6 separate regions of the Homo sapiens genome follow, and all the other regions are linked to region 3. Evidence: chromatin contacts called from ENCODE Hi-C or POLR2A ChIA-PET data. All regions are on one chromosome and are shown on one strand. Each heading gives the region's core, a stretch centred on a gene start or an enhancer-like site at or near the end of the contact. The rest is flanking DNA. Distances are from core to core; before and after follow the strand shown. Region 1 holds the start of PEX1 (peroxisomal biogenesis factor 1). Region 2 holds the start of FZD1 (frizzled class receptor 1). Region 3 holds the start of SRI (sorcin). Region 4 holds the start of AKAP9 (A-kinase anchoring protein 9). Region 5 holds the start of KRIT1 (KRIT1 ankyrin repeat containing). Region 6 holds the start of CYP51A1 (cytochrome P450 family 51 subfamily A member 1).

Region 1 (4,257 bases), core at 967-3,466, 4.3 Mb before region 3:
CTCCACTTTCTGGGTTCAAGTGATACTTGTGCCTCAGCCTCCCCAGGAGCTGGGATTAAAGGTTTGCACCAACACAGCCGGCTAATTTTTGTATTTAGTAGAGTGAGGGTTTCACCATGTTGGCCAGACTGGTCTTGAACTCCTGACCTCAGGTGATCCACCTACCTCGACCTCCCAAAGTGCTGGGATTACAGGTGTGAGCCACGTGCCTGGCGTCAAACCAGAATTTTTTTTTTTTTTTGAGACAGAGCCTTGCTCTGTCATCTAGGCTGGAGGGCAGTGGCATGATCTCTGCTCACTGCAATCTCCACCTCCCAGGTTCAAGCAATTCCCATGCCTCAGCCACCTGAGTAGCTGGGACTACAGGTCCGCACCACCACACCCGGCTAATTTTTGTATTTTTAGTAGAGGAGGGGTTTCCATCATGTTGGCCAGGCTTGTCTTGAACCCCTGACCTCAAGTGATCTGCCTGCCTCGGTCTCCCAAAGTGCTGGGATTACAGGCGTGAGTCACCACGCCCAGGCTTCAAACCCAAATTTTTTTTTTTTTTTTTTTTTTGAGGCAGAGCTTCCCTCTTGTTGCCCTGTCTGGAGTGCAATGGCGCAATCTCGGCTCACTGCAACCTCTGCCTCCCGGTTTCAAGCGATTCTCCTGCCTCAGCCTCCCGAGTAGCTGGGATTACAGGCCTGCGCCACTAGACCCAGCTAATTTTGTATTTTTAGTAGAGAGGGGGGTTTCACCATGTTGGCCAGGCTGGTCTCAAACTCCTGACCTCGTGATCCGCCCACCTCGGTCTCCCAGAGTGCTGGGATTGCAGGCGTGAGCCACCGTGCCTGGCCAAACCCAACTTCTACTCTACCAAGCTACAGGACATTAAATTGTTAAGCATGGGAATGATGTGATGGATACAGTGTTTCAGTAAAGTTAACTTTTAAAAAGGCTGGAGGAAGATATGCTAGATTACGTTTTGGGGTAATTCAGTTATGAATGAGGGAAACTTGGGGCCAAAATGACAGAAATATGAATGGAAGAAATGAGGAAATGAGTCATTTCTTAACTTGCACATTACCTTGCACTTTGTAAGTTCATAAATTTAATAAGATAAACTTCAGTAAAGTCTTCTGCTGGGTATTCATCTAGAGCATTGTACTGTTCAATTGCACCATATAAAGCGAATCGCTCAACTAATTCCTTCATGACTCCCACAGCAGGAACTCCTTGTATTAATAAGTACTGAGATTCCAAATTGATTGTATATACCTGAAAGAAATGCAGAGTTATTAAACGTATTTCGCAAATAAGCCTAGGACGAATCTGCCTCTATTTTTTTTTAAAGAGAACTTTGAAAACAAGAAATAATCTGTTCAACCCAGTCAGCAAAAGAACACAAAATGAAATTTCTGCCATTCCTTCTGCATAAAGAATAACAGTCCATGTGAGAGGCTACCTAAGGCATATAACAGACTACCTTCAGTCGACATTTTTTTCCAGAAATTGAGTCGGTAGAAGTCACTGGGAACAATCACTCAACGAATATTCACTGAGTGCTTACCTGTGCCAAGTAGTACTGTAAACACAGAAGATCCAATGACTAAAACCAAGGCCTATTCTCGTGGAGTTGATGTTCTAATACTTGACCAAAGGCGTCGTGAGAATCTTTGGTAACTGACCGAGGGTTCTTCACGCCAGCTCTAACGAGAGACAGATCTGACGGAAGCCTTGTCGTGCCTTTATTTCCGTAGGCTGGTCATATGGCGCTAGCACTCACATAAAGCTACCGAGGAGAGCGAATGAAACCAAAATCACTTTACCTTCACAGCACGAGGCCGTCGTCCCTCTCGATATTTGGCCCGTGTGTCGCATACCGCCCTCTGGACGTGGTGATCAAATAAACTCCCTAGCTCCCCGCCGCTCGACGCCATCTTGCCTACTTTGATCCTCGCAGGGAGGACAACATCCGCCCTACTGAGCTCCCTTTTATCCAATAAGAGAGCGGGATGAGTTAAGGAGTGCCAGGATTGGCTGGAGAATCGACAGCGTCGGCCATCGTTTCCTGCGTGCGAAGATTTGATGAACGAGGTGCCGCCCCCGAGCGGCTCGGCGGAGAGGCGCGGTGGGTGACAGAAGCTTTCTTGTCCCACCCACTACAGGCTTACGGCAGGATGCGCAGCGGGGAGAGGGGGCGGGGCCGCAGGGGGCGGGGCCGATCGATCTCCTCCGGCTCCGACGTCCTCGGCCTGCCGGGTCCCGGGTCCTTTGCGGCGCTAGGGTGGGCGAACCCAGAGCGACGCTCCGGGACGATGTGGGGCAGCGATCGCCTGGCGGGTGCTGGGGGAGGCGGGGCGGCAGTGACTGTGGCCTTCACCAACGCTCGCGACTGCTTCCTCCACCTGCCGCGGCGTCTCGTGGCCCAGCTGCATCTGCTGCAGGTAACCTGCCGGCCCCGAGCCACCTGATCTTCAGCCTGGGGTCGGACGAGGCCGAAGCCTCTCAGGGACGCGGCGGGACACCGGCTGCCACCCGGGCGCCGCCGAAGCGCGCAGAGATCAGGGTCCCTCGACGGCAGGGCCCTTCTGGGTAGTCTCTGGATCCCACAAGTCCAGTGCAGCCCTGGGCTCGTCTTATCCCAGGTCTTTTCACTTGGTGAAACTGAACCTAGAAACGTCCTAATATTCTACCACTGTTTTTATAAATATTCCTTATTCCAGGCTGGAAAAGCTCCTGAGAAGTGGTTTGTTTTTATTATTTTAAAAGGTGTTTTCCTTGCCAGCCATTTCCAGTTAACCTGCGCTGCTGCCGTCCGGGCCGCGAGAGCGGGACGCAGAGTTGTTGGCGGAGCCCCTGTCGGTTCCCGGGGACTAAGCACCGCGTCCCATGAGCGGGAAAGGTTAATACAATGATGGTTCTGCCCTGCGTCGCTGACGCGGAACACAGCTGTAGTGTGTTAGGAACACATAACGTAGTTAAGATCACTTGAAGCTCTGCGATCAGTCGCCCTTCTGGACGTTGTGGTTAGGATGTTTCACAGTTCTAACCACTGGTGGAGATACAGCGTCCATATTTTCATAATTAAAAATAGAGGCACATGGTCTCACGAGTTTGAGTGTACTTATGGGGGCAAAAGGACGGCGTATTTGAAATCCTCATAAATCCTGGATGCATGGTACCCACCAGTGGCTAATCTATGCAATGAATAGAGTTTGCAATAATTTCAAGCATCCCTTCTTTCCACTTGAGTTACTTCCCCATACCTAGGGGAAGATATTTTTGGTCCACTGAAAACATGAGTTCAGCAGAATCCTCCTATCATCGTCGTTATTATTTTTTACCACTAAGTAGACAATCTTTTGGTTTTTGATGGGCTTTATGGCTAGAGACAAATCAGTCACTGTCACCAAGTTCCAGGTAGAAGTTGGTTCAGTGCTCTGTCAGCTTCGATGGGATTTTTCAACATGTTTTCAAATCTGCACTTAATAGTAGGAATGCTTTCTTACAGTAACTCTAATTTGATCCTAAGATGTAGTTGTTACCTTACATTCATCACTGTTTAAGAATTTAGTGGTCTTGATCTTTGTTTTAAATTTTGAGCCTTCGGGAAGTACTTATAAGAATTAATTCATGCATATCTTTTTGAAATGTAAATGTCTTTAGCCCTGGAACAAATTGCTGTTTCTGTTCAGCCCATATTAGCAGAATAGGTCAACTTTACTTTCTAATTATCAATGTAATAAGTTTATTACTTTATAGATTCCATAAATCTATACATTTATTCCTCGATGAATTATATAAATTTATAGAATTTATGTTTTATAGAAAATTTGGAAAGCATGGAAAATTATTAACAAGAAAATAAGTTACCCATAATCCCAGAACTTAGAGGTGACTAATGTTGACAGTTTGGATCAAATCTTCCAGTTTTGTTTCTAATCTTTATTTTTAACATAAATGAGGTCCTGTATACACACGTACAGTTTTGTGTCCTGGTGTTTTTATTTAATGTTATTATGAGTGTTTTATTTTGTTAAAAGGTCATCATTTTAAGTTGTTAATTAGTATTCTAGCACAAATTTGCCATAATTTATTTAATTGTTTACTATGATTGACCATTTAGATTGTACTTAATTTTTAGGCATTAGAAGTGATAAACTATATTTTAATCAGACGTTGAAAATAACACATCTTTGTTTAGAAAACATCATTTTATTTCTGGTTGTCTAGGATAGATTCCCAGAATTCTTGGGTTAGAGGCCATAGATA
Region 2 (4,878 bases), core at 802-3,301, 3.0 Mb before region 3:
CCATGAGCTTCTCCAGCTTCTCGGTCTTGGTGCCATCGTGCTTCATGATGGTGCGGATGCGGAAGAGCGACACAAAGCCGGCCAGCAGAAAGGACGTGCCGATAAACAGGTACACGAAGAGGGGCGCCAGCACGAAGCCACGCAGCGCGTCCACGTTGTTAAGCCCCACGAAGCACACTCCGCTCAGCACATCGCCGTCCACCTGGCCCAGCGCCAGGATGGTGATGGTCTTGATGGCCGGCACAGCCCAGGCGGCCAGGTGAAAATACTGTGAGTTGGCTTCGATGGCCTCGTGGCCCCACTTCATGCCAGCCGCCAGGAACCAGGTGAGCGACAGGATCACCCACCAGATGGAGCTGGCCATGCTGAAGAAGTAGAGCATCATGAAGAGGATGGTGCAGCCCTCCTTCTTGGTGCCCTGCGCCACAGTGCGTGCCCCGTCCTCGGCGAACTTGTCATTACACACCACTCGGTCTTCCAGGAGGAAGCCGGCGATGTAGGCCACGGCCACGGCCGTGTAACAGCCGGACAAGAAGATGATGGGCCGCTCCGGGTAGCTGAAGCGCCGCATGTCCACCAGGTACGTAAGCACCGTGAAGAGCGTGGAGGCGCAGCACAGCACTGACCAAATGCCAATCCAGGTGCGCGAGAAGCGCAGCTCCTCGGGCCCGAAGTACATGAGCCCATACACCTTGGTCGGCTCACAAGGTGCGCCGCAGTCCTTCTCCCCCAGGAAGTGGTAGTTGAGGTAGGAGGGCACCTTGAGGGCGCGCGGGCAGGAGAACTTGCCTCGCTCCGACGCGCCGGCGCCCCCCGGGAAGCCGCCACGGTGCCCTCCGCCGCCGTGCTGAGGGTTGCTGGTCCAGAACTCTGGAAGCAGCGAGGGCGTCGGGGTGCCCTTGTCGGACGTGTTCTGGCCCACGCACAGCTCGCCGGCGCCGTGCACCGGGAACTTCTCACACTTGAGCGTGTCTGGCCACTGGAAGCCGAACTTGTTCATGAGCGCCTCGCAGCCCTGGCGCGCGCGCTCGCACAGGGAGCGGCAGGGCGGCAGCGCCTGCTCTAGCACGGTGCACACGGGCGCGTACATGGAGCACAGGAAGAACTTGAGCTCAGCGGAACACTGCACTTTCACTAGAGGGTAGAACTGGTGCACCTCCAGGCCCGCGTCCTCCTGGTTCGTGTGGCCCAGCAGGTTGGGCATGATGGTCTGGTTGTACGCGATGTCCGTGCACAGCGGGATGGAGATGGGCTGGCAATAGCCGTGGTCCGGGACGGAGATGCCCCGCTCGCCGTTGTACTGCTGCCCGCTCTGTTGCTGCTGAGGCGGCGGCGGCGGTTGCTGCCCCGGCCCGGGCCCCTGGCCTGGCCCCTGGCCCGCCGCCTGGGCCCGGACCCCCAGCAGCAGCGGAGCCTCCAGCAGCCAAAGCAGCAGCAGCAGCTGGCGCGCCAATCGCCGGGGGTCAACTGGCGGGCGGCGGCGGCCACCGGCGTCCCCGCTGCCCTCCTCCGCCAGCCGGGCCGAGAGCGCCCCGGCACAAAGTTCCCAGCTCGCGCCACCGCCGGCGGCCCGGGACTTCTTAGGCGCCTCCTCCTCAGCCATACTTTCTCGGCTCCTCTCTTGGCGCCGCTCCGCTGGGGCTGCCAGGGGCACGGCCGGCGGCGGCTCCCCCTGCGGCCAGGGAGACCTCTGCGCGGGTGCCCTCCGTCGAGCCCAAGCCGCTTTCGGCCCGCTCCCCCGGCTCCTGTTCTGCGTACCGCAGCCGCCGCCGCCGCGGAAACTTGCGATTCATGAAGCGCGGGCGGCGGGGAGAACCCGGGTGGCTAGGGCGCGCCGGGGTCGTGTCCCGCCTTCCTGGCCCTCGGCTCGCTGGCTCCCGGCTGGCGGCGCCGCGCTAGTGGCCGCGGCCCCGTAGAGAGCGCAACTCTCCGCAGCCCAGCGGGCTCGGCTCCCCCCTGCGCCTCCGCCTCCTTCTCCGCCGCCGCCGCCTGACCATTTGTGTCAATCCCTCAACTCGCTCCCTCTCCTCTGCCTCGCGCGCCCTCGGACCGGTTTCCAGGCGCCCCGTAGTCTGTCTTTCACCAGGAGGGAGGAGCCTTGAAACCGACGCAGAACTGGAGGCTCAGGGACCGTCGCCCAATCGCGGCTCCGGCTTCCCGGCGCAAAGGGAGCCGGCCGCCTCCTCGCCAGAGCGAAAGCCAGCGGCAGGAGGGCGGGGTAGGAGGAGGCGGGAGGAGGAGGAAGTAGTGGTGGTGGCACTACTCAGGCACAAAGAGTAGGATTGCTCTGAAGCGGGACAGGCTTGGTTGCTTTTGCTTTTTCAGAAGAAAAAGGCGAGGATACGTAGGAGAATGGTCCCATATGCTGCTGGAGATAATGAATAGGAGTCAGAGGACCGCGGGACTTCGCTTTTCTTTTATTTTATCCATTATCATGTTTAAAAATCCTGCTCTTAACGCTGGTTACCAACAGCAAACCGGGTTCTGCTTCCAGAACAGATGCCTTTGACTTAAGGAGCGCACGGTTTCCTTTGAGTTTGTGTCTGTCGAGGTTTTGTTTAACATATTACATTAATAAATCCTCCAGTTCGCAGGCTGGGCTTGGCGGGCTTTGGTCGCGCCATTTCCCCAGAGGAGACGTTCACGGGATCGCTGTCAAATGAAACAAAACACAAACTTTGATGGAATTTGGAAAGTAAAGCCAGATGCGCCTTCTGCTACTATCATTCTTCTTGGAGTCAAACTCCTTTTTTTCCGCCTCTTTAATCAAGTCAGAAACAGAAGCAAAAGAAAACTATCCATTAAATTTTTGGAGAGAAAAACTTAAGAACCCGACGACCGAGGCAGTGGGGGCGCCTCTCTGGGATCGTCCTCGCCGCTCCAGACCGCAGAGGTGGCGCCGGCGGGAGCTGCACTCGCCGGCAGCTTGGGCCCCTGGGGAGCCTTTCTAAACCCTGGGGACGCCCACGGCTCCGATGGGAACTCCTGGGACCTGGGCCATTTAGGTTCCACAGGCTGGGCTGCAGAGCTGGAGACGCCAGTTTAATAAACAAAACAAACAAACAGTCTGAAAGCAAACAGCGAACTGCACATTCTCTTCCTAATTCCAAAACAGCATAATCCGTCTCAACAGACGCACATTAATGTTGTTTTCCTTGTAAGATTATTTTAAATGATGGTTTGACTATGTAATTCAGTTTTATAAGAAAAGTGCCATTGGACTATTAATTCTTCCATTTTTTTTTTTTTTTTGCCTGTGATCAGACTCTATCTCAGCGTACTTTTCACCAATTACTTTCTATCATTCATTTACACATTCATTTGTTTAATAGATACCAACCACCCATTGTGCTATAAGCACTCTTAGGTCGTAGAGTATAAAATGAAGGAGACCTGTGCCAGCCTTAGAGAGGGGCATAGTACAGTGAGGCACAGAAATGCAAATCACTTGTTACAGTGTCCATCCCAAAGCCAAAAAGGCACATAGAAAGCAACCAGCTCAGATGAAATGGGGTTCTGACGGAGAGGTAGGTGCAAGGTGCAAAAGATTAAAGCTCAAATTCACTTGAATTGCTGAAGGGGGCCAGAGAGGTGAGTGTAGCTGAGGCACTTTGAGGGGAGGCAGGAGAAAAGGTTTTAATCCAGACTAAAACGTTTGGGCCAAATTATACAGAAAATAGAAAACTATTGAAGGTCACTTTCCCCACATAAGCAGGGAGTGATTCCAGGGTGACTGAAAGAGGGCACCTGAGGCAGGCTGTCATTAGGAAGCTTTAACATTCATCTACACATAAAGGTTACTACTTAGATGGGTGTTACTTGTACTACATGCTAACAAGTCTCTGAGAATTTCACTACCCAGCATGTTGGTGTCTATAAAGAAGGTGCAGTCATATCTTTACCTGCTAAAGCAAAATGACATCTGTTTGTCTCAGATACATATGTTATTGTTTTTCAAATGTTTATATAAGCAGTACCTTCATAAAATGCATTTTTGCTTTAAAGTATTTGATTGCTAGCATTTTTTTAAAGCAACAGGTACTAAATGCACAATTATGTGAGCATGTGTACGTGTGTTGACTGTAATTTATGACACATTTTGATATTGAAAAGGAGGTTGGGAAGCACAGCTCTCTGAAGTCCTTTGAACCGTTCAATAAGTGTTCATTTTCACTCTAGCATCCTGGCCCCCAGGCTCCCAGGGACACTTTTTCTCTAGCCTTTCCACTCTGATGCTCATTCCTCTGCTGATAGTATCCCATGTTTAGGAACTTTATCAAGCCATCTCTCTCCTATCACTCCTGTCTTGGAAAGATTTAACCTGTCCTGTGTTCTATTCTCTCAAGTCATTCGAGCTGACTAGGCTGAGTGAAAAGTGAATTTATTCTGATGTGTTAATTACCAAGAAGCATCACGTGTTAAACATCCATCCATCCCTACCATCACTCCAAATCCTTCTCCTTCTCCCCTAAGGGGTTGGGGCACAGAGATATGGCAGAGCACTCAGTTCTGTTTCTCAGAGTAGAAGACACTCTCTTGCTTCAAAAGTTGTTCTACTGAAATTCTTGAACTTGTTTTATGTTTCACCTGACAGTGAAGTTTACTACGAGGAGGCTCAGAAGTACAGCTAGAGTTAGAGAGAGAGAGAGAAAAAATGTCATTCTTACCAGATTATGAAACTGGAAGCAACCAAAAATGTCATCGAGAAATGAGTTAATTTTCTGCAATCTACAATTAAGAATATTGGATCCAGAAATATTAAGGGATGTGCCTCACTTTAAATGGCCCTATTTGGCTTGAATTTCATTAGAAGCTTATTTTAATCCTTGTATGTTATTTTAAGTAGCTATAGTTCTTTTTATCTTTTTTTAAAAGTTA
Region 3 (4,710 bases), core at 1,698-4,197:
CTTTTGTTGCCATTGCTTTTGGTGTTTTGGACATGAAGTCCTTGCCCATGCCTATGTCCTGAATGGTAATGCCTAGGTTTTCTTCTAGGGTTTTTATGGTTTTAGGTCTAACGTTTAAATCTTTAATCCATCTTGAATTGATTTTTGTATAAGGTGTAAGGAAGGGATCCAGTTTTAGCTTCCTACATATGGCTAGCCTGTTTTCCCAGCACCATTTATTAAATAGGGAATCCTTTCCCCATTTCTTCTTTTTGTCAGGTTTGTCAAAGATCAGATAGTTGTAGGTATGCGGCGTTATTTCTGAGGGCTTTGTTCTGTTCCATTGATCTATATCTCTGTTTTGGTACCAGTACCATGCTGTTTTGGTTACTGTAGCCTTGTAGTATAGTTTGAGGGCTAATATCCAGAATCTACAGTGAACTCAAACAAATTTACAAGAAAAAAACAAACAACCCCATCAAAAAGTGGGCGAAGGACATGAACAGACACTTCTCAAAAGAAGACATTTATGCAGCCAAAAAACACATGAAAAAATGCTCATCATCACTGGCCATCAGAGAAATGCAAATCAAAACCACTATGAGATACCATCTCACACCAGTTAGAATGGCAATCATTAAAAAGTCAGGAAACAACAGGTGCTGGAGAGGATGTGGAGAAATAGGAACACTTTTACACTGTTGGTGGGACTGTAAACTAGTTCAACCATTGTGGAAGTCAGTGTGGCGATTCCTCAGGGATCTAGAACTAGAATTACCATTTGACCCGCCATCCCATTACTGGGTATATACCCAAAGGACTATAAATCATGCTGCTATAAAGACACATGCACACGTATGTTTATTGCGGCATTATTCACAATAGCAAAGACTTGGAACCAACCCAAATGTCCAACAATGATAGACTGGATTAAGAAAATGTGGCACATATACACCATGGAATACTATGCAGCCATAAAAAATGATGAGTTCATGTCCTTTGTAGGGACATGGATGAAATTGGAAATCATCATTCTCAGTAAACTATCGCAAGACCAAAAAACCAAACACCGCATATTCTCACTCATAGGTGGGAACTGAACGATGAGATCACATGGACACAGGAAGGGGAATATCACACTCTAGGGACTGTGGTGGGGTGGGGGGAGGGGAGAGGGATAGCATTGGGAGATATACCTAATGCTAGATGACGAGTTAGTGGGTGCAGCGCACCAGCATGGCACATGTATACATATGTAACCAACCTGCACAATGTTCACATGTACCCTAAAACTTAAAGTGTAATTAAAAAAAAAATTCAATTCTTTAGCAGTAAAGCAGTGGGAAGATGTCTAAGGACAACTGATATGCCAATTCGTATAGCCGTTTATCCACGAAGCTAATTCTGCAGTACTTAAAAATATTTTATATGCTTTATACTTCTTTCAAACTTGAGTCTTGAGCTTGTACTCAACATCGAGTTCGGCCCTGACATCTACTCTTTATAGTCGGTTACCTCTTTCTGAAGAAACAGGCTTCCAAAGAGAGACCAGGGGACTCATTAGATGTCTCATCTACCTTGATGATTGCTACCTTGATGATTGAAAACAGTAACCTGCTTCCTGAATCAAACACAAAACAGGCAACATGCAGTGTCTTTGCTATGCCACAACAGGGACTATTAGAATTTTTCTCACAATTCGGACTTTGGTTTTCAAAAGGGCTTGCGAGGGAAGTTACACACAAGAGAAAAACAATGAACCGAATGAGGACAATAGCCCACGAATTTAGAATGGAGGAAGCCCGTCCACCACAGCGAAAAAGCACAGTACCACATTGGCGGGTGCTCCAATATTTGTGAAATGTTGATGACCCTTTAAATGTTTCTGTGCAACCTCCACAACAAATACTGTGAATCTTGCTTATTAATGCGTTTCTCAATACGTTAAAATTCAGGAAATCATTAAGTCTAGTCCTTAACAGTGAAGGGCAAGCAATTTTCTGTCATTGAAATTACACAAAACAAAACAAAAAGCTCACGCCTGAATTGCTTCGGACTATTCAACTGGAAGATAGAAAAATATATGAAGTAAAGAAGAATAACCTACATAGAAGTTCCTATCTCTTATCTTCCTGAATACTTACCAGTACACTATTAGTTTGTTCTAAACTTTTCTTATATAAAAAGTAGCTGAATACTTTTAGGGAAATGGATTGTTTTGTCTGAATCATCCAGATAATTCAAACAATTCATTTTCCTAAGAACGATATGTGTGAGTCTGTCCTGCCCGGAAAATGCCCTCTGTCCTACTCAGGACACAAGTCACGCTCAGCTTAAACAGGCAAGGAATTGTCCCCTAGGAAGGAAATACGCCGTTGTCGTTCAGTGAACTCTGCAACCAACAGCAAGCCAAACTCTCCCTTGCACACAGTTCGTCAAGTTAATTCTTATTTTCCAAGGGCGCTTTCGTATTTCCATCTTTCAAAGACTCCTTCACCCACTGGCACCTAAGGCTTGCCCTAACGCATCCAGCCCCTGCCTCGCGATGGTGCGCTCCGCTTATAATAGCTCCGTCCTGTCCAATAAAGTTGTTTAAAATAAGAAATGTGCCAGATAATAGCCAAGTCCGAAGGAAAAAAAAAAAAAAAGAATTCCTGGGGTGGTGTATTGGTGTTGGAATGTGCCATTAGTTTTGGAGGGAGGAAAGTCCCTGGTGTGAATTGCCTCGCAGGTCGTAGGCCGCCACTGGACCTTCAGTCGTGCACTGCATTAGCGCCGTAATGGCAAAGATACGAAGAAGCGCGCAGGCAGGGGAGCCACGGCCGCGCGCACAGGCAAGAGCTGGAGACGACTGCGGAGCGCGTCCCCCACGCCCGCGTGGTGCGCTCTGGGGCGGCCCCCTAGCGGCAGGGCGGGGCGGGGCAGGGGGCGGAGAGGCCTGGCGCACAGGGCGAGGGCGGCTGCGGCGCAGTCTGCAGCATGGCGTACCCGGGGCATCCTGGCGCCGGCGGCGGGTACTACCCAGGCGGGGTAAGTGCTGACTGCGCGGGATCGCGGCCCAGGCGGCTCCGGGGCGCTAAGAGGCCACCTTGGAGATGCTGCGGCCAGCGGGGTGAGGCGCTGCTGGGCGGCTACCCGGGCTCCTTCCGCCCTCGGCTTCTCCCTGCGCTCGCGGCCTCGCCCTAGGCCCCTGGGGTTCGGCCTCTCCCCACGTTTCCCCGTCCCTTCTCCTGGATGGCCCTGCGGGGCCAAGGTGAGGGTGGATTGGGACCCTAGAAGCCCACCCTGCGGCTTCTCGGATACGCGGCGTGAAATCGTGTTAATTGGGTGTTGGCTGACCCCCACCCCACCCCACCCCCGCCTTCTTGGTTGCCTCCCAGAGCAACAACAGTCATTTTATTCTAGAATGATATACCTTCCTCCCTTTAAAAAACAAACAAACAAACAAACAAACAAACAAACAAAAAACGAGTGAGAAGGGGGACGGAAAAAAAGGGAAAACCTGCTGAAGTAAAAGACCTGTAGGAAGGCAGCCTCGCCGGGCGTCTGGGATGCGCGTTGTCTTGGGAACTGTTTCCGAGACAGGCAATGTTCCCTCGCCACCCACGAGATACAGCCCGGCCGGACACCTTACTCTTCCCTAGGCTACACCCGTCTCAGAATGTTACCAACTCCAGCCTTCCATCGTTCATAAAACGCTCTTAAAATACCATAAATGCTGTAACAACAAAAGGAGAATTTGAAGCCCTGCCATTCGTTGGCTTACCTAGTTTGCACTCACCTCAGTAACCTTCAGGTTAATAGGGATTTTAAAAGTTGCTTTACATATGTAGACATCACTTTCACAGCAACTCTTTATGGTCTAAGTCGCCAGTTTTTAAATTACGGGGTGTGAATGGAAGAGAGGGGTGGAGTGTTGGCAGAGTGTGCCCGGTGGTGGGGAGGTGAGCCTTGTGAAGGGCGGGCAGGCGGGCAGTTGTCTGGCCTTGCACAAAAGCCCTCAGTGGTGAAAGAAGAAAACTTGATTCGGCAGAATGACGTGTATGTGTTTCCTGTTTCACAGTATGGAGGGGCTCCCGGAGGGCCTGCGTTTCCCGGACAAACTCAGGATCCGCTGTATGGTTACTTTGCTGCTGTAGCTGGACAGGTTAGCTTTTCCCTTTAATATTAAAGAGCCGTTATTGTCTGCATTTGTGGTAGCTTTTGATATAGTGACACAGAAAAGCGAACTTCCTGTGGTACTGAGTCCCTTTGCTTCTGCAAAAGAAAAAAAAAGTTGTTTCTTATTTTAGTTTTTTATTTCTGAATGTTCAGAATAAATGAGGACAAAGTGTTACTCGTATTTATGTGAGTTCAGTTCGAAAGCAAACTTGTGGTTGAATTAAAGGGTCCAGGATGGTTTCAAGCGAAAAAATTCAAGATCTGGTAAATATAAACGCTTGTTTGTACAACTTAAAGACATATATTAGTAATTACATAGCTCGATTCTAATGGGCACTTTCTTTGGGTTGAACTTGATTGCTAATCATTCACCCCCTTAGGAAATATGGTAAAAACCCACCAGCTTCTAAATAAGGAAGTTACTGTTCCCTTCTTAGTATCAGAAAGTTAATCTTGTGAACAGTGTAGTTTCTCTTTGATGCAGATGCTGTTACTAGGTCAGCCCCTCCATGTCCTTATTAGGTGTTCTGGCCTGTTGACCCAGAGAAGCAATTAAGGTCAGCTCCCCAA
Region 4 (4,775 bases), core at 252-2,751, 3.7 Mb before region 3:
TTATAGGAAAGTCAACTATATTTTAGAAATATGAAGCTAGTTTTTATATATATATTCATTTAACAAACTTGTGTTGAGCTTCTATCACTGCATCTCTGCGGTATGGCCCTTCATTGATAATAAATCACTAACCTGGTTTCCTTTGTTTATGTGAGGAGAAGAGAAAGGAAGAGAGGAAAAACAGTTACCTGTAATACAATTTTTGTCCAAGTATGACTGCTAACAATTATCTCTAAAAATAATATAATCCATAAAAGAAGACTTCATTGAAGGGAGGAAGGGGGCTTTTGAGCCCAGACAAAATATATGCTCAAATATGTAATTTTTAAAAGAAATATGCTACGCAGCTTATATTCTGTATATGTTAAATTTCTCATGAAGCCCAATGAACGATGCCTGTGTATAATTGTGTATTGTATTGTTTGCTTTACAGGCTTTTCCATAACCGTTCACACACACACACACACACACACACACACAACCAGGATTCGCCAGAGAGATATATAACAACTAAATTATTTAAAGCAGGAATTCTATAGGTGTTGGCATATGGAACCTTTCGGTCCTCAGAAGTTCCATTCACAGACTGCATTAACATTCCATAGGACACAAAAGCGCATGCCATGACAAAGACCTTCAAGTACAAACATACAAAGACACGCTTCTAAAAACGCCCCTAAAGCCAAGTTCACAGCTGGCACTTGTGGCACACACAAGCCACTGCTGAGACAGCTGTCACAGGCCAATCACACACACCCAAGAGTGCCAGCGTGCTACCTAAGGAAGACAAGCTGATGATCAGCGCACAAATCCCCAACCCAATAAAGAAAAGCCCTAAATCCCCACCCTGGAAAGCACAATGCCTGCACCACCCAGAAAACTCCTTAAAAAAATGAAAGATCGGAGGTTTAGAAGCAACTAAACACTAGTTTACAGCAATACAGTAAAAGGGGAGTTTTATTTGGACATTCACGAGAAAGGAGCCACAATATTCAATCCTCGCGGAAGTATTATCAGCTAGCACAAGGCTTTGTCCCCCAACTGGAAAAAGGGGAAAGGAGGAGGGCGAGGAGAGATGCAGACCCTAAGACCCTGCAGCACCTCCCTCTCGGGCAGTGCACTGGGGCTGCGGCGAACTCCGCTTCCCAGGCCCCCTCCCACCCCGTGCTAGCCACCGCCTCCCACCGCAGGCCCGGTTGCCTCGGGCTCTCCTACCTTGGCTTTGCCGGCCTCCAGCTTCTTCTGTCTCTCCTCGTCCTCCATGGCCTCTGCAAGGAAGGCAGGGGAAAACAGGGGTTGAGGGGTGGTTGGGGATAGAAAGGAAAGGTCGATTTGGACGGAGGTGGGACGGCAAGCTCCACGGCCTAGAGAGCCGATTCGGTCCGGCGCTCCCCCGCCCGAAGTGGAAGCAGTCTCCGCGCTCACTGGCGGATCGTCCTCAGCCGCACGGGAAGCGCCGTCACCGCCGCCGCCGCCGCCATCTTCGTCTCCACGTAAACACACGGCGAGGCGGGAGGGGCTGGAACGTCTGTCCGCGCAGCCGCCTCGTGGGCAGGTGCTCCTGGGGTGCCGCCCCGGCCCAGCCCTCCGGGGTCAACCCTTGCCAGGCCTGGGACCTGCCTCCTACCAGCGAGGATCCCGCCGTAGAGAGCGCCCTTCCCGCACATCAACGGCTCACAGGTGGCGGCCGAGCTGAGGGGTAGGAGAGACGGAGTGTGCCAGAGGCTCCTGGCCTGACCCCCACCCTCCGTCCGAGGAATCCACTGCTATTAAAACATGAGTTTTTTTTTTCCTTCAGGTTACAAAACTAACACACCTAATGGTGAAATTGGCGAACACCTACAAGCTCCAACGGAAAAGTTCCGGTGGGGGGTGGTGGGGGGGCGGACGCCAGGTTTTCTACCTACATTAACTGCTTGACTCAAGAATTATGAGAGCAGCTAATTGCTCTTATTACTTCCTTAGCCTGAAAAGTCCCTCCCTCTTCCCTCCACTGGTTCCCACTCAATCTCCGGTTCATCCTTATAGTCCCATCGCACACGCTGCCTCCAAATGGCTTTTCTGACCTCTTGTTCCCTCCACGGCAACCGAGACACATCCAGTCAAAACTTAGTCCCCTCCCCCGACTCTTTGGGGCTTCCCTTTAACAGTAGTGTTCTGAAAGGAGCCTGAGCTTTAGAACCTCGGTTAGGGACAATGCCAGACTACACTAACTTTCTAGCGTTAATGACAAGTTACCTATCCTCCCTGAGCCTACCTGGAATTTTTGGAAGGGTTGTTAATATATGTGACTGCCCTGACATATTAAAACGTCCTGAATAATGTCAGCTTTATTTCTCCTTGGACTTCCTTTAAGTACCCTGCACCATATTTTAATAATTTGTGTGCGTCTTAGTTCAGCTCATACTCCCAGCTCCTTGATGACAGAGACTCATCATAAGTCTTGCTCATCTTGGCTTTACTAAAATGACCAGCACAGAGCTCTGCACTCAATAAACGCTTTTTGGATTGAATTGAGCAGTGTTTATAAATTTAACATTACTATCTTTCCTTGTTTCCCCGACATGTGCTCCCTCAGTCCTTTGTGTTCGTCTCCCTGCCCTCCAATGCTCACATCCATTCCTGGAGTGAACTACACATTTTAATGTCTCTGGTTGATTACTCAGATTTATCATGTTTCTCCGTTGCTTTGAGCTAGGTTGGACTGAAAAACTAGCAGTTGTGAACAAAAAATAGGCTAAAATGAGTTCAAGCGTAGAAGTGGTGTTAAGTGAAAAATTGAGGTTAAAAAACAAAAAAGGAGATAATAAAGACCTTAAGTCTACCACAAACTGAAGATGAGTTTTAAATAGCCCTCATTTAGAAATCTTAGCTTTAAAAAAGATTTTTTTCTTAAGCTCCGTAATGCATACATTCTGCCAACTTCTAACAGCCAAGTGCATATTGTCCTGTTATCTCAACCTGAATTAGGAACCAGGTAAAATTAGACATTTTATCATAGGGATGAAAGAATTGAGGCAATAAGTGATTTACTTAGTCACCCATCAAATTAAGAGTAAGGACTAGAACTAAGTGTTCTAATAGTGCAGTGATTTAAATACTGCCTGGATTGAGGGATTATGAGTGTAGATGCTGATTGCCTAGGAGGGGGAAGCCCCAGGGTATCCAAAGCTATTCCTGTTTGTTAAAGGATACTGCTTTCTCGGTGACTAAATAAGTCAGCTGTTTGTAGGTGCTGAGAATGTTCAAGAATACCTTCCAAAGCAACAAGATTATTTCAATGTTTCCTTCACTGATAGCAGCCAATCATATACATGTCTAGTTTACATAATGGGTGCTCAATCAATGTTGAAAGTTAGATTTGTGTTAACTTCTATTAGAAGAGCAAGCATTGGGCACTAGTGTTCTGACTCTTCCTTATGGCACCTATTCTGTCATAACTTGTCATACCAATCATTAATTCATGTCATGTCATTCACTTACTCAGGTGATTCTTTCAGAAGATATTTCAGCAAAGACTTGAAAGAGATGAGGAGGCTGGGCGGGGTGGTGCACGCCTGTAATCCCAGCACTTTGGGAGGCTGAGCGGGGTGGATCGCTTAAGCTCAGGAGTTCGAAACCAGCCTGGGCAACATGACGAAACCCTGTCTCTACAAAATAAATAAATAAATAAATAAAAATAAAATACTGGGTGTGGTGGCGGGAGCCTGTAGTCCTAGCTACTCCAGAGCCTGAGGCGGGAGGATCACTTGAGGCCGGGAGGCCAAAGCAGTGAGCCCAGATTGTGCCACTGCACTCTAGAGTAAGGACCTAGACAACAGGTGACACTGTCCCAAAAAACAAGCAGGTGGTGGGTGGGGGTAGAGAGCCACGGAGATAGTTGAGGGTACAGCAAATCCAAAGAAAGGCCCTCAAGCGAGACCATGATGGACCTTCTCAAGGAAGAGTAGGAGGTGAGGGTGGCTAGAGTGGAATAAACAAGGGAAATAGTAGGAGATGAAGTCAGAAAAGTAACAGGGGGCCAGATCCTGTAGAGTTCTTTTCTTTCTTTCTTTCTTTCTTTTTTAAACGGAGCCTCACTGTGTCACCCAGGCTGAATGCAGTGGCCCAATCTTGGCTCACTGCAACCTCCCGGGCTCAAGCAATCCTCCCACGTCAGCCTCCTGAGTAGCTGGGGCCACAGGCGCACTCTGCCATAGCCAGCTTATTTTTGTATTTTTTGTAGAGGCAGGGTTTCACCATGTTGCCCAGGCTGGTCTGAAACTCCTGAGCTCAAGCAATCCGCCCGCCTCAGCCTCCCAAAGTGCTGGGGTTACAGGTGATCCACCATGCCCGGCTTCAGATCCTGTAGAGTTCTAAAGGTCATTGTAAGGACTTCAGCTTTTACTCTGGGTAAGATTAGGAGCCATTGGAGAATTTTGAGCAGATGAATGACATGATTTGGCTTATGTTGTTCACGGACATTTGGCTGCTATGAGGAGAAAGGGGGATCAGTTTGGATGTTATTTCAGTAATCCCAGATAATGGGAATTTGGGCCATAGTACTGTAGTGGAGGAAAAGATATGGAATCAGATTCTGGATATCTTTTGAACATAGAACCAATAGTATCATAGGAGTTGTATATTGGATATGAGGTTTGAGACAAAAAGAAAAGTCAAGGTTGACTCCAACATTTTTGGCTTGAGCAACTGAAGTGATGAAGTTGCCAGTAACCAAAATGGAGAAGAGAAAATCTGGGGACCAAGTGTTCAGTTTTGGACATGGTAATTTAGAC
Region 5 (4,595 bases), core at 314-2,813, 4.0 Mb before region 3:
AAAGATTTCTCTGGAATTAATGATTGAAAATAATTATCAAATACAATCTAATATGATCTTTAAACGTCTGTCTCAAAAGCAACAAAGCAAAAGCTTGTAACAAAGCAAAACCTTCCAATACACAGATTTTTACACCTTACACATACCCACATACTTCACAAATTAAGAACTAGATGAAAATTAGAACACTAAAATTTAAAGGTATCTAAAATACACTATTTGAAACAGCAGACTCTTATCTTTACATTTATCTGTCAGATCTACCAGTAAAGCTCTTCTGAAATGGTCATTCCAATACAAGATTGTTCGATATGCCATTCCGTGTGAATAGAGCTTGGGAGACTAATTCTCAAAATCTCCTCAGGAGATGCTTTATTACAGCTCTAGTTTCAATTTCCTGCGACTCAAACAGCTACGTACAGAAAAACAGCTCATACATACGGAGAAGAATAAGAATACAGGGGAGCGCTCCATTCTTTTGTTTTGGTGGCAGAAGCTGCAAAAATAAAGGTTCACTGGAGCCATCTGCACCTATCCCCACCCATCACAGCCCTGCAGAGCACTTTTACCCATCCGCTTCTCAAGACTCTCTCTAGCCCCCGAGGTCGGCAGAACCCGTGGCTTTCCACGTCTCAAAGGATGGGGGTGGGGGGGAGGCTGCGAGGAAGGACACAGATCCTTTGAGGACAGAGGGACAAGGAGATGCATCCAGATGGGGAGGATGGGACGCGTCACGGAGACCCGGAGGCTTGCAAATTCGCTGGGAGAAAAGCCCTGTAGGGCAGAGAATGCTGCCTGTTCAGGGATGGGGACAGACAGAACAACAATGCTCCAAAACAGGCGACAGACACACTCCTAGTAGATCCGGGAGGGTGTGAAGTAGGTAGCTCTGAACTCGGAGCCACAAATGGGTAGAGGCAGCCTCAAACACATCTGTACCGCGAAGCTGAGACTTACGGTTACTTCTCTCGCTGAGGGTAAGGGTCGGTGGACCCAGCAACTCCGCAGTTCCGCCTCCGCCGCCCCTGCCTCTACAGCCGAGCTGGTGACCTCAGGTACCCAGCCCGCCCCACCCACCCGGACGGTTGCCCCTTCCTCGCCGGCCCGGGTGCACCCGCCAGGCGGAGGCTGATGTGGCCGAGGGTGCGCACTGGCGGCCCGCGGGAAGCGCTGCGTGAGCCGAAGGCGCCCGCGGCGAGGCTCAGACTGGGTGGGCGCCCCCCATCCCTCTCCGGCCGCTGCGCCGCCTCACTCGGGGGAGGGGAAGAGGGGGCGGTGGCTCTTGCCTCCGCCTCGCGGTCAAGCCCGGCTCATGTTCCAGCCTTGCGCGCTCGCAGCCCCGGCCGCCCTCTTCCCCTCCCCCGCCTCCGGCTCCGGCTCCGGCTCAGCCGCTGGCACCCCCACCGCCACCACCCTAGTCTCCTAGTCGCCTGCCACCAGCCCCTGAGAGACTGCAGGTCCAGTGAAAAGGAGCAGGAACGGCAGCAGCCCGGCCGCCGACCCGGAAGCTCTTTCACCGCCAACCGCGAGGCTGCAAAGGGTGTGAACCCGGAAGCGATTTCATAGCCACGGTAACGGCGGGGTGGAAAGCTAAGGCCTTTGAAGACCTGGGACCCCGTAGTTTCGGGAGAGGGTGAGGGGTGAATGGTGCTGAGGTGCGAGGAGAGGGAAGGACAGTAAAGAGCAGGTGGGCAGGAGGGTCTCCGACTCCAGAGACCTGAGCTTTTGGGGCGCGGGTGGGAGCGCGGGGGAACCCTCAAGACGGCTTTCTTTTGGCGACTGAGGGTTTTTCTGCCACAGGAAGCTGGGCCGGGCTGCTGTGCCTGGGAGGAGGGAAGGAGGAATGAGAAAGCGGTGACGGTCCCTGCCCCCCCTCGCCAGGTGACTGTCCCACCCATTTAGTTGAATGTAGCGGCCAGAGAGGCACTCGCGGCAGCCCGTACGGGTGGGACCTCTCGGTGTCCTTCGGGAAACAGGAGGAGCAAGTTCGACTCCAGCGAGGGAAAACGGAGGTGGGAGACTGAACCATCTCCACATCTAGTTGCCCCAGGCAAGGAGTTTATTTTTCACATGTAGTTACAGAGAAACCATAGCCACTTTTTGGGTGGAAACTCTTTGAGCAAAGAGGCTTACGTTTTTCCCCAGTAGTGGACGTTGACGGGTGGTGGCGCAGGAAAAAACCTCCCAGGCAGAGTGATTACGTATTTTTGTCATTGCAGGGAAAGGGATTCACAGCTTGTCATTCTAACTCACTTCTCCCCCTGTAACTCACTTCTCGCCTCTACACTTTTCTCCACCTTTTAAGGTTTTTGGCTTTCATCGCTTTTTCTACATGTTTTTAGCCTCACCAGAAGTCTTTCATCTCGGTGGTCCAACTCAGGATCTCAGCCTCATTATTTTCTTACCCTTCTGGAGTGCATATGTGCCTTTACAGTTTCTGTTTGCAAACGCTGTCTAGCATACTAAGAGGATGTTAGCAAACCTGTTCCATGGACACTAAATGGCAGTTGTACATCTCCCCTCATCAGTCATAGTGACAACCAGAAATGCCCTCCATATTTTCCAGTGATCCCAGGTAGGTGCCACCCCCCTAATTAAGGACCACTTCCACTGCTTTATTTATAAGATCTTATTACTTAGGGAGCATATTATCATTTGTGCCTAACATTTTCCAGAATGGAGTGAGCCATATAACAAAATGCCACGTTTCCTGTACTTATTCACTTGAACCCTCATCTCAGACTCAGTCTAAACATATTGCAAACTCTAGTTATACCTTTCTTGTATTTTAGTTCAAGCTACTCATTTTCTATCAGTTTGTCTGTGTTTCTCCCTTAGCAGTTTTACCTTCCTATGTTAGTTACTTTTGTTATTTTCCTGTTAAGCCTTTGTTTCCTTCTTTCATGTCACTGGAAGAATGTAGATTTTAAGTAGTCAAGTACGAATAGTTCTTGAAAATGAATTTTAAGAATATTTTGGGGATATGGTAAAAAAGTATTTGGTTTAAGAAAACAAAATACTGTTACTGTCATAGTTATGTCTTTTTAAAATCACATTTGTTTACCTTTTAAAAGTTCAGGCTTCTGTGCAGTATTAATTAAATATTCTAGAGAAGTGATGAGTATTGACAAAGTACTTTGCTAGTAAATGTTTTCTTAACATGAGTTGACCAAGACAGGAATTGATTTGCTTTAAATTGTCTTTAGAAAAGTAAGAGTTACTTGATTTTTCTTTTAGGTCCTTAATAGATAAAATGGTTTCTGTAATTGTGCCCATATATCATACAGTGTATTCACAATACAATGTCTTTCTTTTTGGGGCTTGCAGTCTTCAATGCGTCTGTCTCATAATTTGTAAACGTTTATTATCTTGAAGTCATTGTTAATCTGTGGTGAAAAGTAATTGCTAAATAGAAATTCTGAGAAGAAAAAGGCCTCATCCTTTTCACATGATGTAGGAAGGTCTGTTGCATGAGGTGGGTTTTAAGAATGATTTTATACAAAAAATTGAACTGAAAAAAATTTCATGAAGTATATAATGATAAAGAATGATAACGTCCTCAAAACCTTTCACACAATGAAATGTCTCTATCCTAATGTGTCACTGTATTTTTTTCTAGTGAAATATCTGTAGGGTTTTTTTGGATCTAAATCAATGGAAAGTTTTAGAATTTAAAATAAATTTGAAAAGTATTTAAATTATTTTATTTAAAATTTTTGTACAATAATTTTAATGGTTGTTTTAATCTTAGGCTAAAGTTTATGTAAAATGCCAAAAGCTACTGTATTTTAAAAGAATTTCTTCTTAGGGTAATTTTACAATCATAAGGCACTTTTTAATTATTATTTAGGGAAGTGAATTAAAAGTTACAGAGTGACATTTTCAGTTGCAGTGGAAGAAACAGGATAAATTACTCTATCGCCTCTCAAATAACATTCAAAACCCTTTCTTGAAAATGGTCTATCTTGAGAGTTGCAGCAGTAGGGAACTCATTAAATATGAACAGGTAATTTTAATGCCTAATGGTTTTTAAAAAACTGAAGAAAGTTCATCTCAACATAGCTGGGAAAGAAACTCTTTAATGTTCTTTTAGAAATTTACTGACAAATAAATGGGGAGAAGCTTTTTCAAAAAAAGATAAAAAATAATCAGTACAGAAAGATGCACTTTAGTGTAGCCATGAAAGAAATTTATTCAATGAAGAAAACTATTATACAACTAAGATTGTGGTTGAAATTCAGTCACTTGTTGGAAATTGCGCAATGGAGACTTAAGATTTAGTGGGACAAAGTATATGCATAACACACACGCACACACACACACAGTGAATATATTTGGAATAAAAAATTTGGATTATTGACAGGTGTGGTGGCTCACGCCTGTAATCCGAGCACTTTGGGAGGCCGAGGCAGGTGGATCACTTGAGGTCAGGAGTTTGAGACCAGCCTGGCCAACATGGTAAAACTCCATCTCTACTAAAAGACACAAAAATTAGCCGAGCATGGTGGCACACGCCTGTTAATTCTGGCTACTCAGGAGGCTGAGGCAGGAGGGAGAATCGCCTGAACCCGGGAGGCGAGGGTTGCATTGAGGCG
Region 6 (4,452 bases), core at 205-2,704, 3.9 Mb before region 3:
TAAGGTGATCACCGGCTCAGTCGGACTAGGGTCCAGAAAGTCTGAGCCCCGAACAAAGGGATCAATCACCTTTTAAGCAGTTTGTGTTGGGAGTTACGTGTTGCATGAAGTGTACTTGCAGAAGCAAGAACAAAGGCAGTAAATTACTCTTACATTTGTTACACCATATGTCTTACGTCCTTGGGAATACATGCTTTTGTAACACTTGCTAATCAGTTTTGTGACTTTACAGCAGCGCTAGGGAGGGAAGCAAGAACTCGCTGTGCCTCAAGGAATGTGAAACGATGGAACACAGATAAGCCTCTCCACGCATAGGGGAGAAATAAGCAGTTAATATACTCTTAACCCAGGCCTTGGGTAGGGGAGGTGCTATATTACATTCTACCTCAAAGGAAAAGAATATACTTCTTGATTAGTATACTTATAAAATTCATTAATTTCCCTTTCACTGGATATTCCTACTAATTCCCCCAGGGCCTTGCAGTTTTGTCTCATTCGCTGCTCTATCCCCTAGCTTAGCACAAAACCTAGTTCTTAACATTGATTAAATAAATGAATCCGGTCAGGTGCTCCCGTGGGTGATCTGGAAGGAGTTAAATTTGGTAGTCATGGGAGACGCTTCTGTGAAGCCATAGGAGCGAAGATTGATTGTGGCGGCAGGACTGAACTCAGCTTCTGAATCTTTCTAGCCGCTAAACCTACAGACTAAGTGGCGTCCTTGGGGAATGCTGCCTCAAACGGCTCGCGACGTCCTAAAACATGTACATTTATTTTGGAAAATCTGTTTTCGTAAAACCTAGCATACTTAATCACCAACATTTGTTAACTTCATGGTGGCATATTAATACCTGTCAGGTTGATTTTAGTTGGAGTGGGACGGGGCTGACCTCACCGTCCTACCCTTCGGTATGAGGCCGGCGTCTTCACGACCTCGCTTTTCACAACCCCAGTCCCCGAGGGCTTATTTGGGGCTGTCGGAGTCCCCAAGACGTGGCCCCGGAGAAGGGTGAGGTGCCACAGTTCGAGGTGCCCCAGTACCCTGCGTCCGGACAGGGGGCGGTGCTCACGCCCAAGGCCCCGCTGACGCGATGTAGGCCGAGATCACCTCAGGCGCTCGCGGTGCAATCACAGAGCGCGCCGTCGCCGCTCGAGCTCGCCCTGAGATCCCTCCGCTCAGCGCCTTCAACGCCGTGTCCCGGCACCCCGCACCCGGGCACACAAAAAACGGGTCGCCCGCGATTCTCAGGGATTGATCGCCTCTTCAGGTAAGTTATCTTCCGGCCCCGTACCACTGTGCCACAGGCGCAGCCCGCTTCCTCAGGTGCCCTATCCCGCGCAAGAAGACCACGGCTTCACAGAGTGTTATTTAAGGGGCGTGGCCAGCGGAACATCCCGCCCCATTCTGTGACGCACGGGGTGGCGCGCGTGGGACCCGAGGGGTGGGGCTGGGTTTAGTAGGAGACCTGGGGCAAGGCCCCCTGTGGACGACCATCTGCCAGCTTCTCTCGTTCCGTCGATTGGGAGGAGCGGTGGCGACCTCGGCCTTCAGTGTTTCCGACGGAGTGAATGGCGGCGGCGGCTGGGATGCTGCTGCTGGGCTTGCTGCAGGCGGGTGGGTCGGTGCTGGGCCAGGCGATGGAGAAGGTGACAGGCGGCAACCTCTTGTCCATGCTGCTGATCGCCTGCGCCTTCACCCTCAGCCTGGTCTACCTGATCCGTCTGGCCGCCGGCCACCTGGTCCAGCTGCCCGCAGGGGTGGTACGTACATTCTTTAGGGTCTGAGTGGGGCGCGCGCCGCAGCTGAGGCGGCCGAAGGGCTGGCGTGGGCGGCTCCGTGGCCCCGACCGGCTCAGTGGATGGCAAGGGCGGGGGCGACTGCGGCCATGCTTGGCGTGGCTTTGGTGGCAGGCGCGCTGGGGGCTGGAGTAGTGGCTGCGGCGGCGGCACTGCTGCTGGTGGCGCTGGCTGTAGCACCCGCCATTGCCTTGTGTTGGGGGGCGGTGCTGGCCTCCCCGGCTGTGTATCTGATCCTAGACGGGGTCGTGGTTGCGGCATTTGTGGTTGTAGCGGTCTGTACTGACCGCAGCAGTGGTGCCCCTAGTGGCGGTGGCTGGATTGGCGGCTGTGGGTTTGAACGACCCGGTGGTCGTTGGGGCCCTTGGTGGGGGTCCTGACGGAGATGCTGTTGGCAGCTGGCCCGTCATCCTGGAGGCTGCCCTGTGTGGTTCAGTGTTCTGTGGGCTGTAGCAGTGCCCCTAATGGTGGTTTATACCCATATTAAGGAGGATGTGTAGAGTGTGGTAATGGTAGTGACTGGAGTGTGGTAAGGGCCTTCCTCTGATGCTAATAATGTAACAGTTTCTCGGCCGGGAGCAGTGGCTCACGCCTGTAATCCCAGCACTTCGGGAGGCCGAAGCGGGCGGATCACCTGAGGTCAGGAGTTCCAGACCAGCCTGAACAACATGGAGAAACCCCATCTCTACTAAAATACAACAAAACAAAACAAAAATTAGCTGGATGTGGTGGCACACGCCTGTAGTCCCAGCTGCTTGGGAAGCTGAGGCCCGAGAATCACTTGAACCTAGGAGGCGGAGGTTGCAGTAAACCGAGATTGCGCCACTGGACTCCAGTCTGGGCGACAGAATGAGACTCCGTCTCAAAAAAAAAAAAAATCATTTTCTTCAATTTAACAGCCTTATTAACCTAGCTTTCAATCTCCCAAATGTTATTTGATTGTGCCTTTTACAGTCAGCAATAAGTAGCTTTTGAAAACTACCCTTTTACTGACAATGCAATGTACAAACTTTTGACCAAGTAGCTTTTAAAATAATTTTTGTTTGAACCATACCAGGCATAAGAAAGAGTTATTTATTTATTTATTTTTTTCCTACACATGGGATCTTTAAGGAAATGATATTTGTCTCTGGGAAGACAAAGTTACTTTTAGTGTTTAAAGATAGTTCTATTAGCTGAGGTGTACTGTGAGGTTGTGGTGCTCCTTTCTATTTGAGACCACCAGAGAATTGAGGAGTATTACCCTTTTTCATTATTTTGTTTGATTTTCAGGATACTTAATGTTGTAATCTGCAGGTCTCATTTTGTGGCATCTAAAGAAACTTTTATGAAGAATGCTAGAGTTCTTGCTAGAGCTGATCTACTCTCTTAAAAACTCTAAAATCAGTGGCTCTAGTTCACTTGCAGTGAGAGAAGCATGAGATTGATTGTTTACTGAGAAGTAAATATAGCTTCTTAAACATTTCCCTTCTTTCTATACTACAAGTTACTGCTTGTCTTTTTCTATACCTTCTTTAAGCAAGTATCTGGGACTAAAATTGTGAGTAGTAGTAGTAGTAAGTAGTGAAGAAACAATATAGTGGGCCCTCTGGGGACACGAATTCCACATTTGGGAATTCAGCCAAGTGTAGATCTAAAATACCCAGGGGAAAAAAACCCAATACAAAATAACACAACAATAAAAAATAATACAAATAAAAAAACACAGTTTAATAACAGTTTATATAGCCTTTACATTGTATTGGGTATTGTAAGTAATATAGAAATGGTTTAAGGTATATGAGAGGATGTGCATAGGTTATACGCAAATACTTTGCCATTTTATATAAGGGACTTGAGGATCCCTGGATACAAATCTGTGAGGGGGTCCTGGGACCAGTTCTCCACAAATGCCAAGGGACAAGTGTAGTTTGACCTTTTTGGTTTTTTGCTACTAATGGTTAGAAAAGTTGCCTGGAGACACCAATAATAATTGGACATATTCTGGACAGTGTCCATCATTTAAATTTACAGTGCCTTAGTGTTTATCTGGTCGTTTATCTTATACCGTGTTTTGAGTTTCTGTTCTTTTCTACAATAGCTACTCTCTTGAGGTATTTGCAATTTGGCTGTTCTCAAGTTACTTCTGATGCTTCCTTTTTTTTTGGTAACTTTTTTTTGAAGTCTTAATAGCTATTTTGTTTAATTGTTTGGTCATGAAACGAAACTGGGTTTCTCTCTTGAAATGAAACACGAATTGAATTTACTATTTTTTTCTCTTGTAGAAAAGTCCTCCATACATTTTCTCCCCAATTCCATTCCTTGGGCATGCCATAGCATTTGGGAAAAGTCCAATTGAATTTCTAGAAAATGCATATGAGAAGGTAAGTCTTCCAAATAATTAGAGGAAAAAAAAAAAAACAACTAGAGAAGTGCTTTTTAAACTTTTTTAAAAAAGTGGCAGAACATTTAAAAACATTGTAATCATATACATATCCTCAGTATAGGAAACAAAATGGAAACTGCTCTGGTTTAAGAGATGGTGTCTTATAGATACCTATCCTTTTAGCTTTTCCCATGTCCTGGGGTCGTCTTTGAGACACCATTGAGGAAACCTGTAGTTCTGGCAACTATGGTTTAAAAGCCACTGTTCTGAGTTTTCTATTCACTTATTGTCAT

The links. Hi-C counts contacts between places; a loop is a spot of excess contacts on that map. ChIA-PET counts read pairs that join two places held with the same protein, here RNA polymerase II (POLR2A). Pooled maps may share reads with other maps.
Region 1: a map of naive thymus-derived CD4-positive, alpha-beta T cell shows a loop between it and region 3 (22-fold over the local background). The contact joins the promoter of PEX1 here to the promoter of SRI in region 3. A Hi-C loop is called at or near these places in 1 of 168 maps with a recorded cell type or tissue (naive thymus-derived CD4-positive, alpha-beta T cell), 2 of 37 single-sample maps with no recorded cell type and 11 of 50 pooled maps.
Region 2: a loop to region 3 is called in a map of chondrocyte, with 10 times the contacts of the local background. The contact joins the promoter of FZD1 here to the promoter of SRI in region 3. A Hi-C loop is called at or near these places in 1 of 168 maps with a recorded cell type or tissue (chondrocyte), 1 of 37 single-sample maps with no recorded cell type and 10 of 50 pooled maps.
Region 4: a loop to region 3 is called in a map of B cell, with 16 times the contacts of the local background. The contact joins the promoter of AKAP9 here to the promoter of SRI in region 3. A Hi-C loop is called at or near these places in 2 of 168 maps with a recorded cell type or tissue (B cell and naive thymus-derived CD4-positive, alpha-beta T cell), 1 of 37 single-sample maps with no recorded cell type and 8 of 50 pooled maps. POLR2A ChIA-PET finds 5 or more read pairs at or near these places in 1 of 52 experiments (activated CD8-positive, alpha-beta memory T cell).
Region 5: a map of naive thymus-derived CD4-positive, alpha-beta T cell shows a loop between it and region 3 (25-fold over the local background). The contact joins the promoter of KRIT1 here to the promoter of SRI in region 3. A Hi-C loop is called at or near these places in 1 of 168 maps with a recorded cell type or tissue (naive thymus-derived CD4-positive, alpha-beta T cell) and 9 of 50 pooled maps. POLR2A ChIA-PET finds 5 or more read pairs at or near these places in 1 of 52 experiments (A673).
Region 6: a loop to region 3 is called in a map of naive thymus-derived CD4-positive, alpha-beta T cell, with 15 times the contacts of the local background. The contact joins the promoter of CYP51A1 here to the promoter of SRI in region 3. A Hi-C loop is called at or near these places in 1 of 168 maps with a recorded cell type or tissue (naive thymus-derived CD4-positive, alpha-beta T cell), 1 of 37 single-sample maps with no recorded cell type and 7 of 50 pooled maps. POLR2A ChIA-PET finds 5 or more read pairs at or near these places in 2 of 52 experiments (activated CD4-positive, alpha-beta T cell and activated CD4-positive, alpha-beta memory T cell).

The regions. Positions count from the first base shown.
Region 1 is chr7:92,526,479-92,530,735 of GRCh38, reverse strand. PEX1 (peroxisomal biogenesis factor 1) reads left to right here and starts at 2,216. Exons shown (of 24, transcript NM_000466.3): 1 at 2,216-2,429. The coding sequence starts at 2,301. RBM48 (RNA binding motif protein 48) reads right to left here and starts at 1,941. Exons shown (of 5, transcript NM_032120.4): 1 at 1,812-1,941; 2 at 1,070-1,260. The coding sequence starts at 1,922. RefSeq lists enhancers at 1,638-2,017, 2,618-2,797 and a silencer at 2,158-2,387.
Region 2 is chr7:91,261,606-91,266,483 of GRCh38, reverse strand. FZD1 (frizzled class receptor 1) reads right to left here and starts at 2,051. Exons shown (of 1, transcript NM_003505.2): 1 at 1-2,051. The coding sequence starts at 1,603. RefSeq lists silencers at 1,307-1,366, 1,457-1,966 and an enhancer at 2,087-2,266.
Region 3 is chr7:88,218,275-88,222,984 of GRCh38, reverse strand. It overlaps SRI (sorcin), which reads left to right and starts at 2,947. Exons shown (of 8, transcript NM_003130.4): 1 at 2,947-3,009; 2 at 4,043-4,126. The coding sequence starts at 2,959. It overlaps SRI-AS1 (SRI antisense RNA 1), which reads right to left. Exons shown (of 3, transcript NR_120517.1): 2 at 3,761-4,236. RefSeq lists silencers at 2,725-3,224, 3,872-3,961.
Region 4 is chr7:91,937,588-91,942,362 of GRCh38, reverse strand. AKAP9 (A-kinase anchoring protein 9) reads right to left here and starts at 1,501. Exons shown (of 50, transcript NM_005751.5): 1 at 1,216-1,501. The coding sequence starts at 1,263. It overlaps LOC124901698 (a long non-coding RNA gene), which reads left to right and starts at 1,512. Exons shown (of 2, transcript XR_007060431.1): 1 at 1,512-1,699; 2 at 1,799-2,513. RefSeq lists enhancers at 1,211-1,360, 1,399-1,960 and a silencer at 1,561-1,670.
Region 5 is chr7:92,242,882-92,247,476 of GRCh38, reverse strand. It overlaps KRIT1 (KRIT1 ankyrin repeat containing), which reads left to right and starts at 1,563. Exons shown (of 19, transcript NM_194454.3): 1 at 1,563-1,687; 2 at 2,306-2,575; 3 at 3,328-3,475. ANKIB1 (ankyrin repeat and IBR domain containing 1) reads right to left here and starts at 1,503. Exons shown (of 20, transcript NM_019004.2): 1 at 958-1,503. RefSeq lists a silencer at 1,068-1,457 and an enhancer at 1,388-1,682.
Region 6 is chr7:92,131,479-92,135,930 of GRCh38, reverse strand. CYP51A1 (cytochrome P450 family 51 subfamily A member 1) reads left to right here and starts at 1,454. Exons shown (of 10, transcript NM_000786.4): 1 at 1,454-1,758; 2 at 4,059-4,157. The coding sequence starts at 1,567. CYP51A1-AS1 (CYP51A1 antisense RNA 1) reads right to left here and starts at 1,368. Exons shown (of 3, transcript NR_122110.1): 1 at 849-1,368. RefSeq lists enhancers at 466-1,292, 829-1,488, 1,859-1,908, 2,069-2,118, 1,293-2,119.